2 separate regions of the Mus musculus genome follow, and region 2 is linked to region 1. A link is a loop called in an ENCODE intact Hi-C map of the cell type or tissue named here. Cell type or tissue: left cerebral cortex. All regions are shown on one strand.

Evidence for each region. Hi-C counts contacts between places; a loop is a spot of excess contacts. Peaks named below come from ENCODE experiments on the same cell type or tissue, not always from the same donor. Only the 100,000 strongest peaks of a DNase experiment are listed, where the experiment ranks them.
Region 2: a loop joins it to region 1, with 5 times the contacts of the local background. A loop is called at or near these places in 4 of 42 quality-filtered maps.

What each region holds. Positions count from the first base shown.
Region 1 is chr15:10,745,661-10,750,660 of GRCm38, forward strand. All of the region lies in intron 2 of 4930556M19Rik (RIKEN cDNA 4930556M19 gene), which reads left to right. Among named protein-coding and RNA genes, the nearest start is that of 4930556M19Rik, 33 kb to the left of the region's middle. In left cerebral cortex, no CTCF peak of the experiment used is centred here; DNase peaks (open chromatin) are centred at 2,156, 2,603, 4,269 and 4,883.
Region 2 is chr15:10,838,732-10,843,731 of GRCm38, forward strand. No RefSeq gene overlaps it. Among named protein-coding and RNA genes, the nearest start is that of Gm19276, 12 kb to the left of the region's middle. In left cerebral cortex, no CTCF peak of the experiment used is centred here; a DNase peak (open chromatin) is centred at 2,005; H3K27ac peaks cover 1,820 bases.

The DNA.
Region 1 (5,000 bases):
GATTACAGTTTGTACCAACGCTCTTGGTGTATGTGGTGTTAGGCATTAGACCAGGGCTTCATTTACACTAGCCAAACACTCTGCTGACAGAGCTATGTCCGAAGCCACAGAAGTAAGTTTTCTGAGTTAAGGATCTGAACAAATTGAGAGATGCTTGTCCAGGCATCTCCCAGAGTGGTTGTTTCAACTTTCATCCCCATCAACTGGGTTTCTGGGGTTCGGTTGCATTCTTAGAGTCATATTCAGACTGAGCTTGTAGGTGGGTGAGAAGTCGCAATTCATTCCTACCTAAAGGTAGCATTGAGCTGAAAGGTCACTAGGATGCAGCTATAAATGAAGTTTCTCTCTCCTGATTTGGAGTCTAGGCAACCACTGTGAGGGTCAAAATTACCCTAAAGAGATCACCACCAAGAGGTTGTTCAAACATTTTATTTGCCTGTAATTGCATCTCCTGGTTACATAGAACAGCAAGTCCACATGGTGCTGAATCAGGATTTATAAAAATTATGCTAAAACCACATCCTGCAATTTGAAAAGGCAAAGCAAGACCTCTTTATTCAATGAGTTATAATTATTGGCTTGTATGTGTTCTCTACCGAGTCAGCTTGCAAGTCCCTTGAGACTTTGCATTCTTGTCACATAGACAAGCAGAGGCAGAGTTCCATGTGTGACTTCAAGAGAGAGCGCTTAACCTTCAACTTCATCAATATAGAAAAATCTCAGCTCAAATCTCTTCCATCTTCAAACCCTGAGCCTCAGAATCCTCAAGTCTGTGTGCTGTCAGACCTCTCTTGGGGGAATCCATTTGTAATCCTCCATAGAGCAGGCGGGTGGGCATCTGTGCTTTGGCACAAAGATCATAACCTCCAGAAGTACAGCTGGAATTTAGAGTCCCTGTCCACCAAAGGAGCTTACACATTTGTGTTTGCAGTCAGCAAAGAAGTGTATTGGTTGATGGGAGTATTATACATTCAGAGCAATATCAAAAGCCTGATGAATTGTTGCAGATCACAGACAGGCTTCCTTGTAAGTGGATGTGAGACCTACTGGCATCCTTTGCTGATAGATTTCCCCTGGGGGTTGTAGGTGATGTTCCAGGAACACATTCTATTGTTAAGGAGAGCCATTGTTTACTGGTGGGCAGGCAGTCCTGTTTCATGAATAGTGTTTGGGTCTGTGGTTTGTTTATTTTCCTACAAAAAAATGCAATGGATTATACAATCTCTTCAGTGGGCAGTCTTAGAATTCCCATGGTACAATAGCTCATTCTTCTAAAACTGCCTTAAAGATGGATGGGCCATCTATCACGCATAATAGCACACGCCATCCTTGTGTTCCTGCCCCTCCCCTCCTTTCCCTTTCTCCTCCACAGACCCCTGTTTTCTTTTTCAGCGCCTCATCTATAATCTTTGCTGTACCAGCTTGCTCACATTTTTTGATTATTGTTTCTTTTGTAACAATTCCAACACATTTCCTTCCCCATTTGTGATTTTTTAATTTTTGGTTAGCCTTTCCTTTCCTTTATTTTATTTTATTTTATTTTTTTCTATCCAAGTTGTATTTACTTTCATTTTCTTCCCAATAGCAGATTTCTCTCCATGCCTGTCACATTTAATTGAGGTTGGATGCATGATCAAGGTGGGGAAAAAAAGGCCTTTTCTTCTCATTATTAAAAAGGGAACTACTTTCAATCTGGTCTAATAGCTTAGCCCAGAACACTGCCTATCTTGCTGGGATCCCCAGCCTTTTCTTTTAAAAGCAGCTTTTAACGAGCAGCTTTATGTTCTGTCTGGAGTCCATGCAGGACACGGAGGCTTTGGGACAGAGCATCTTTATCACTGGCCTCGCCTCCCTCCCCCACTGTTTCTGTTGCTTACAGATGTTGTGTGCTGAAATCCATGCTCTTGTTCAAGGGGAAACGGATAGGCCAAAGCTTGCTAATCAAAGCCCCAAAGATATTACATATTATCCAACACTGACGCCAAGAGCCTCTCTTACACGTGGGCTACAAAGAATTTGAGAAAACCATCTAGTACAGTGAGTGGTTATCTGATGTGGCTTGCTCAGGACCAGTTTACTCTGCTCATATGTCTTTAGCACGGTGCGCTTTATTCGGTTGGCTCCTGCGTGTGCATGGGTGTCAGGCAGTATGTGTTGCTGGAGACTTTGCTGGAGCCCACTCCTGGGTGAGTGTGGGAGGGGAAAATATAAATTCTAAAATGTGGAGTATCTCATGCTCTCAATGAGTCATTTCCTCATTTCTCATTAATTTGGCTTAGATCCAACCCTAGGGGAAAAAAAACCCCACTATTTTAATGCATTTGTTCGCATCTGAGAAGTCTCACTTAAGACTTAATAAATACGACCTGCCAATTTAAAGAAGAGAAAAAAATATCTTGCCACAATCTGTTAAATTAGGCTAAGGGTGTGTTTCTAATTTTGAAACCATCTTTGCTTTCTAAAGCATTTGTATATAACTTAGAAATATTCGGAGGTGTATACTGCTGCTTAGATATAAAATGGGATATGCTATTATTGTTCCATCTACTGTGGCTTCTTTACATGTATATTTTTTCACAGCAGTTGATATTTTGTGACAGGATGGCTTGAAGCTCAGCAACCTGCAAATGCTATGTGATAACACGGGACTCACCTCTCCACTCCACTGTAAAAGTTGAAAAGGCTGTAAATCAAGTGTGTGACTGACTCAGGATTGCCCAGTACAGCCCTTTTGAAATTATCCAGTGATGTAGAAATTAGAAGTAGAATGCCCCATGAAATCATCAGACTGAGCTATTCTAGGCTCAGATAAAAAAGTCTTTTCGGGGTATGTTTTTCCAACAGGTTTTGTAATTATCAGGCATAGACTGGGTATGGTTGATAATTTATCAAATTTCTTTTTTACCAAGATGTAAAACCGCAGACCATGTCACCAAGAAGCCCAGGCCTGTCTTGAGATGAAATAGCATTCGGTGTGGAGGCTAGTTCATAAATCAGAAAGGTTAAGGATGACATTGTGTGTGTCACTTTATCTCTCTCTTGTGAGGTAGCAAGAGTTCAGAGAGAGAGACAGTCTAGACATGACAGCAGGAAAGATGTCACTCATTTGATTGATATTGTTGTCTACCTGCCAATGTCTTGAAAGATTAGAAGGAGGCAGGGAAGAGCCCCAGGCTAGGTGGGTTGGACAAAGTAGGCAGGTACACTGCATTAAGTAAACATACGTCCAGAAATAAAGTCCGATTGTGACCTTTCAATCCAAGCAAAGCTGACCATTAAAACTCAGCGTTTGTGTCACTGATCCCTGATTCCTTGACATTCTGTTACCTCTGTCGATATCATTTCATCCACACGAAATAGCAGATCTTTCTTTTAAAACTCAGTTTTGCTCTCCTCATCTTCGGAAACTGATCACAGAGATAAAGTCCAGAACTCACCCACCACCTGCTATATGCTTCTATTCTTTTCTTTATTCAAGGCACTGCCGTGTACAAGCTGAGTTAACTTCTCTGTGTCCTTCAGCTGATGAACCGAAGCTCCTCGATGAAGCTTGCCTTGGTTTATATTTGTTTTTTACTGTGCCTAACACAGAACCGAGAATGTTATAAGATCATTGCAATTGTAGAAAGTGAATGGATGAATGAGTGAATGAATGAGCGAATGAATGAACGAGTGAATAAATGAATGAGCTAATGAGTGAGTGAATGAATGAGTGAATGAGTGAATGAACGAATGAGTAAATGAATGAGTGAGTGAGTGAGTGAATGAATGAGTTAGTGAGTGAATGAATGAACAAGAGAACAAATGGAGGCACATTTTTAGCATAATGAATCAGAAATAGTACCTCCAGAGATGCTGCTTCGTGTATATGGTAATGCAGAGTAGATTAAATGTTGTCTAAGAAAGTGCCATAAATCAAATAGTTTTCTTGGCTTTTAAGTGACCGTGAAGAAAGAACATTAGAAGTCATCTATTCAAAATCCCACATCAAGTGAGAAACTCTTTCTAGGGCTTTATTGACAAACGAGGGGCTGGCTTGCATCTGAATCTCCAAGAGCCAGAGGAAGCATCTACTCCACAGGGAGTCTCTTGTATCCCTCCCAGTACTGACATAAATATACTTGACCTTTATCAAGTGTCTGGGATTCACTCTGTACTCCAAAGTCTGTGTATTTATACTTTTTCACCCCCCTGTTGTATAACCTCTCATTCCAGACAGGGCACCAAAGACAGACCACAGGAATGATTCCACCCACACTTAGCTTAGCGAGCCAACGGGCTTACTAGAGTTATTTATAGGAGTAAGGGGCTACTGACAGAGGTATGATTGACTCAAAGGCAGCCGGGTCACTGGAAAGCCCACCTCAGCATGTGTGAGGAATCATGAAGAAAATATCCTTGGAGCTTCCTACCTAACTTTTAGGCAGCTCAGAGTGCCAGTCTCCTCTCTCTACAGTTGGTACCAGTTACATCTCTTTGGGGAGGGGCCATTTGAATCGTGTCAGCCTCATGAGTTTCCTGAGCCTTTTAGTTCCACTTACTTCAGCCCCTTCTAAACCTCCCTCTTTCCTCCAGGAGAGAATGGTTCCACTCAGAGGAAATAGCTACACAATTCTTACAAAGCTCTGTGAGATTGGGTGTTCCTATTATTATTTTGCAAATGAAGAAACAGGGGTGTAGAACAAATGATTTGACAAATGCTAGAGCCAGTTCTCCAAGCCAGGTATGTCTTGTTCAAGCTATATGCTAGCCACCAAAGCTCCACTGTATCATTTGGATTTCTAAGCCCTAGTCTCCTTACTGTGAAGTGAGGGGGTGTGATGGATTGTAGGACTTCAAAAGTCTTCCTGCTCTGGGAGAATCTAAATTCAGCAGTGTAGGCTGGTGTTCGGGGTAAGTTTTTCTCCCTTGCCAGTTGAGATGCTCTAAGCAGGAGTTCTGCCTTTAAATCTGTGTGAGAGAAAACTGGCTCAGCATTAGAGACCTGGAATAACAGATGC
Region 2 (5,000 bases), 93 kb after region 1:
TGTTCTGAGCATCTATTTATATCCCACTGGTTATGTTTCTCTGGAAAAGCTTTACTGAAATAAGCTTTCTCAATGTGAAGCAATAGATGATTTATTCAAAGTAGATTCCTAGAAATGGGATTACTGGATTAAAGGAATTAACAAAGGCAGTTGATTCATTCAAATTTTATGTGACTTGAAGACTGTTATGTTTGAGTTATGACCAACCAGAAGTGACAGAATGGAAAATTGAAGAGATTTATATTGTATAAAAGCCACTCTGACACATTTCAAATTTATATATGAATGATTGTCTGAATCTTTCTAACCCCCCTTCCCCCATATCTTATTATTCTGTCCACTTACTCTCAAGCACTTGGCTACTAAGAGGTGATTGTATAAACTTGGATCTCACAGAATATACATACCACAAGCCACAGAAATCAAGTCTGGCTAATTTACACAGAAATAAATATAGTAAAATGTTTGTTTGATGGATTACTGAGCTTCCAAGTGCTCCAAAGGTCTGGACTGGAAGCCATGTGACTAGGCTAAGACACTCAAACTGTAGCAGAACTGGCCCCAAAAGGCCCCTCTGCTTCTGTTACTCTGTTGTTTCTGCCTTGGGGCATTTGCCATCAGTATTGTCCCCTGGTGTGCTAGGAAGTGTGCCAGCTGAGCCTCTAGCTCATGGGTCTCCATCCAGGCAGGTGCTTTGCAATTTTCCTCATTCAAGCTGCAAGGGAGTCCAGGAAAAGACAACTTTAGCAGTAAGATGAGTTTCTACTTCCTATGAAATGTACCAAAGGGAAAGTACATTGTGTTGAATAAGGATTTGGGTACCGATCTGCCAAAGATGAATGATGGATGTATGCTTACCAGAGATGTAAAAACCGAGGACTCAACCCTTGGACACCCAGGGCCTATTATGGAAGATTAGAGACTGATAGCTCTTCTGTGGATCACAGAGGAGGAACCACATGTGATTTGTCATCATATTCTAGTGCCTAGGACAGAGTGATGTGCATTAAGTTTTTTTTTTTTTTTGAATGAGTGGATGGATGAGCACTGAGTGTTCAGTCCTGCTGATGGAGAGTGCTGTGTCCATCATGACAAGTACTGCCACTCTGTGTTCTCTTCCATCACACGGGTCATCAGAAGGAATGGAAAGTGGAGTGCCAGGCTAAGGACACCTATTAGTTTGTGGCCTTCAACCTTCTTTCCCATCCACATTTTTAGGAAAACTCTTCAAGCTACATGGACTATCTTCATTATTCCTTGACAAGATAGAGAGTGGTAATTTTAGGCAGGTTCTCTTATATGAAAAGAAAATGTAACTTGCATATTAAAAGAAATAATAACAGACAGGACTGTAAATCTAGGGCACCCGAGTAGATACGAGGCACTTTTGACAAAGGCAGCTATTTAGTATATGAAAGCTAACACATTCTGGCTTTATTATCTCTTCCTCCTTCCTATCACCCTAGTATTCTATACTCTTTAAAACATTCTTTTAACGTTGCAGAATTCATTGTGTGGGCTTACAAATGGGAGAGAAAGATTTGGTATAAAGCTGCCTCTGACCAATTTTGACTTTTCAAGGTTGACTTTTATTGTTCACAAAGGAGAGTGCAGACACAGATGAGGTCATTTCTTGGCATGGAAGAAGATGAGGAAGGTCAGAAGTTGCCTTCCTCCATATTCCATCCCAGCTGTTGTCAAACCTATAAGAGCATGTGTGGAGAGAGATGGCTTGGGATGATAGCTGGCAAGTCACCTGGATGTCAAAGCTTGTGTTCCAGGACCCCATGGGCCATTCTTTTTTAAAGATTCCCTATCTCTAGCCTATTCTATGTTGGTTTTCTCCTCCCGAAATAGATCCTTGCTAGCTATTGACATCAGGAACACAAATTACAGTTCACTCACACATCTAAGTGCCATATGCTAGCTCACAGCAGTCTTGGGAGGAAAAAGAAGCAGAAAGTGAAAAACACGGGCTTCCTTGGCTCTCCATTCCACCCACGAACTCTCACTCAGCAGCACTGTTTAGGATTGAGAACAGCTTGTATCACACTGACAGGGCTCCAATTCCATATGGGGCCTGTTCTTACTGGGAGGTGCAGTCTCTCTCTGTTCCATGGAAGTGTTAACCCGTATTCCTTCCCCAGGTTTTCCAAGTGACCACTTGCTTGTTTTCAGTGATCCCAGACACAGCATTCATGCCCTCCTCCAATGCTGTAGTTTTTGAGTCCTGGCCAATGTCCCTGCTCCTGGGAGCTGACAGATGGGTCATGTCCCTTTGTGCTCGATGAAGATGTAGATGCTCAAGGCTCAGAGTTAAAAACCCAACAAGTCACAAAGTTGGATAAGGTCTTCTAGTGCTCTTCCAAGCCTAATTTTCTTGTATTCCCCAGAGGTTGGAGCACATCACCTCAGCCATAGAAAGCACGTAATAAGTATTAATAACCTCATGTGTTGACAGGGCTGAGTATATTTAAACCTAGGAAAACAATGGCAAGCTTTTACTGAATCTCAGCATGTGATAGGCCCCGGTCTAATTAGCACCTTAAATACATGATCTCAGGCAGTTCTCGTGACAGTGCTACAGGGAAGTTTCTATTAGCAGCCCTAATTTAGGGGTGGGGAAACTGAGGCACAAGGTAGATTAGACAACGTGTCTAAGGCAGAGTTGTGAAATGTATCGTGGGGGCTGCTGAGAAGCTCATGTTCTTCACAGTCATATTGGCAACAGACATTAATAACAAATGCATTGAGCCGCCATGGGGGAGGGGAGGGGGGGGCTAAGGATTCTGGGTAAAATGAACATCTATAGTTTTTACAGTAGGAACATAAAGGAAAAAAGTCCACATGAGGAAACAGAAACTCAGATATATTAAGGAATCTTCTCAAGATCTCACAGCTTATCATTGGCCAAGATTGAACCCAGCTGCATACTGTGTGCTGTTCCCCATATACTATTTGTAGGGCAAATCCATGTCCCTGAACCTAGCTGCAGAGGATGATATCCCCGATCCACATCAGGTTAGGAGAAGTCAGCATCCTGTCAGAGGTTCTGGAAGGTTTTGTGCTCTGAGGTTTAGGGCCACATTATCAGCTCTTGTGTGGAGTACTCTCCCGGCATGGTGTGTAGACTGCATTCACATTAGTTTTAATGGCTGGTATCACTTCTTCTACAGTTCAAGAAACTAAGAAAACAGTGTGGTTTGTTGGTAAAGACCAGTGGTCCCATGTCTTAAAGTCCTAGGGTACAGAGGGGTACCATCCTAAATATATGTCCTACTTGGGGACAACTATCTGCATCAAGTGGCATCGCCTGTACATCACTTTGAGCTAACAGCCTTTGAGAGTCAGCTGACTTGAGAAAAAATTCTACAGACAGATTGCACGTTTTCTTCGAGTATCTACTTTTTGAAGGAATTCTTGGTGTAACTAAGGCATCCACCCCTCTCTTCCAGGCCTCTGCTTTCCTTTCCCTCAGGCATCCACGTCCTCTTCCTGCAGGAAGAACAGGACCTTAGTTTTTACATGGAGGTGGCACCAGCTCCAGAGTGCACAACAGACTGCATGAAGCAAGCTTTGCTCTTCAAGGCTTCCCCCAGGGCCTCCTTTAATTCTCTCCCACAGCATTCTCACTAGCTAGCCTATAGATGGCACGGAAGCCTGAGTTCTAATCCCTCCTCTGGCTTGCGCATTACTGGTGCTCACTGTTGATGTTTACTGCACTGACTGCACGTTCCCTATGACTTGTCTTTTGCAGGTAGCATTAAGAGAGCCCCAGCCAGAAAACAAAGAAATGCCAGAGACTGAATTGACCGGAATGTCCCAGAATTGATAGGTTCTCCGGGAAGCATAGCGGTCATGGTAATTGTCTTGCCCCGTCTCAACATTCCTTATACTAACACTCCTTGATATTGACAGGATGTGATTTACCTGGGCCAAGCAGAGCCTTTTCTGGAGATTTTGCTGGCTAGTATGGATACATAAAGGCTTATTTTTGTCTCTTGGTACCCAGCGTTGTTAGCAATGGTCTGGAGCTGTGTTCTTTGTCCTGTGAGTAGAAAAAAATATATATATTGCTGACAGCAGAAAAAGTGATAGCGTAGGGTTGAGGTTGGGGTCCAGGCTCCAGGCTTTCTTAGTCACTCCTTGCCTTTGTTGGCATGTGAAACAGTATGTTGCTTCTTTTTGCTCTGAGTTCCTTGGGATTATATTTGCCACTTACAGATGTCTGGAAACCATCTAAGAGAATTTAATTATTTAATCGCTGGCATTTTTCTGTGGTTATGGATCCTGTGGCTTGTTCCATCATTCACCCAGTCACACTGAGGACAGCTCCAAAGCTTTACAAAGGGGCATTTCATAGTCACTATAGTGCCCCCACTGATTTGCCAATCACCAGCCTTATTTGTATGCTTAAATTGTGTAGTAGTCAGTTTTTCATTACTGTCAGCAAATACTTGTGTCAGACTATGCTACAAAATGTTTGTTTAGTTCACATTTTAGGTGCCTGCATGTTCAAATAGTGTGGTGTAAACCCTAGTGGCAGTCCCTTAGTTGAATTGCATCATAGCATAGACACATGTATATCTCTGTCTGGTCTCTATCCTTACAAAGCCTCTATTATTCAACTATGGGGGCTCCATTGTTGGGGTTTGGTCTGGTGTTGCTATGTATTCAGATGCTAAATACTGGCCCCCACGACCCAGTTGCAGTCCAGATGAGTACTTTCTCATGTATGCCAAATAATGCTGTATAAACTTTGCTCCGACTGGTCAAATAAAAGTGGCTGACAGCCAACTACCAGGGAAACTAGAGCTAGGTGGAGCTTCCGTTCCTGGGCTGGAGGTGGAAGGTAAGGACCACAAGACTGGGAGGGAGGAAGGGAGGGAGGGAGGGAGGGAGGGAGGGAGGGAGGGAGGGAGGGAGGGAGGGAGAGAGAGAGAGAGAGAGAGAGGAACCAGAACCAGGATATGGCCTAATGGACTGGATTCAGCACAGAC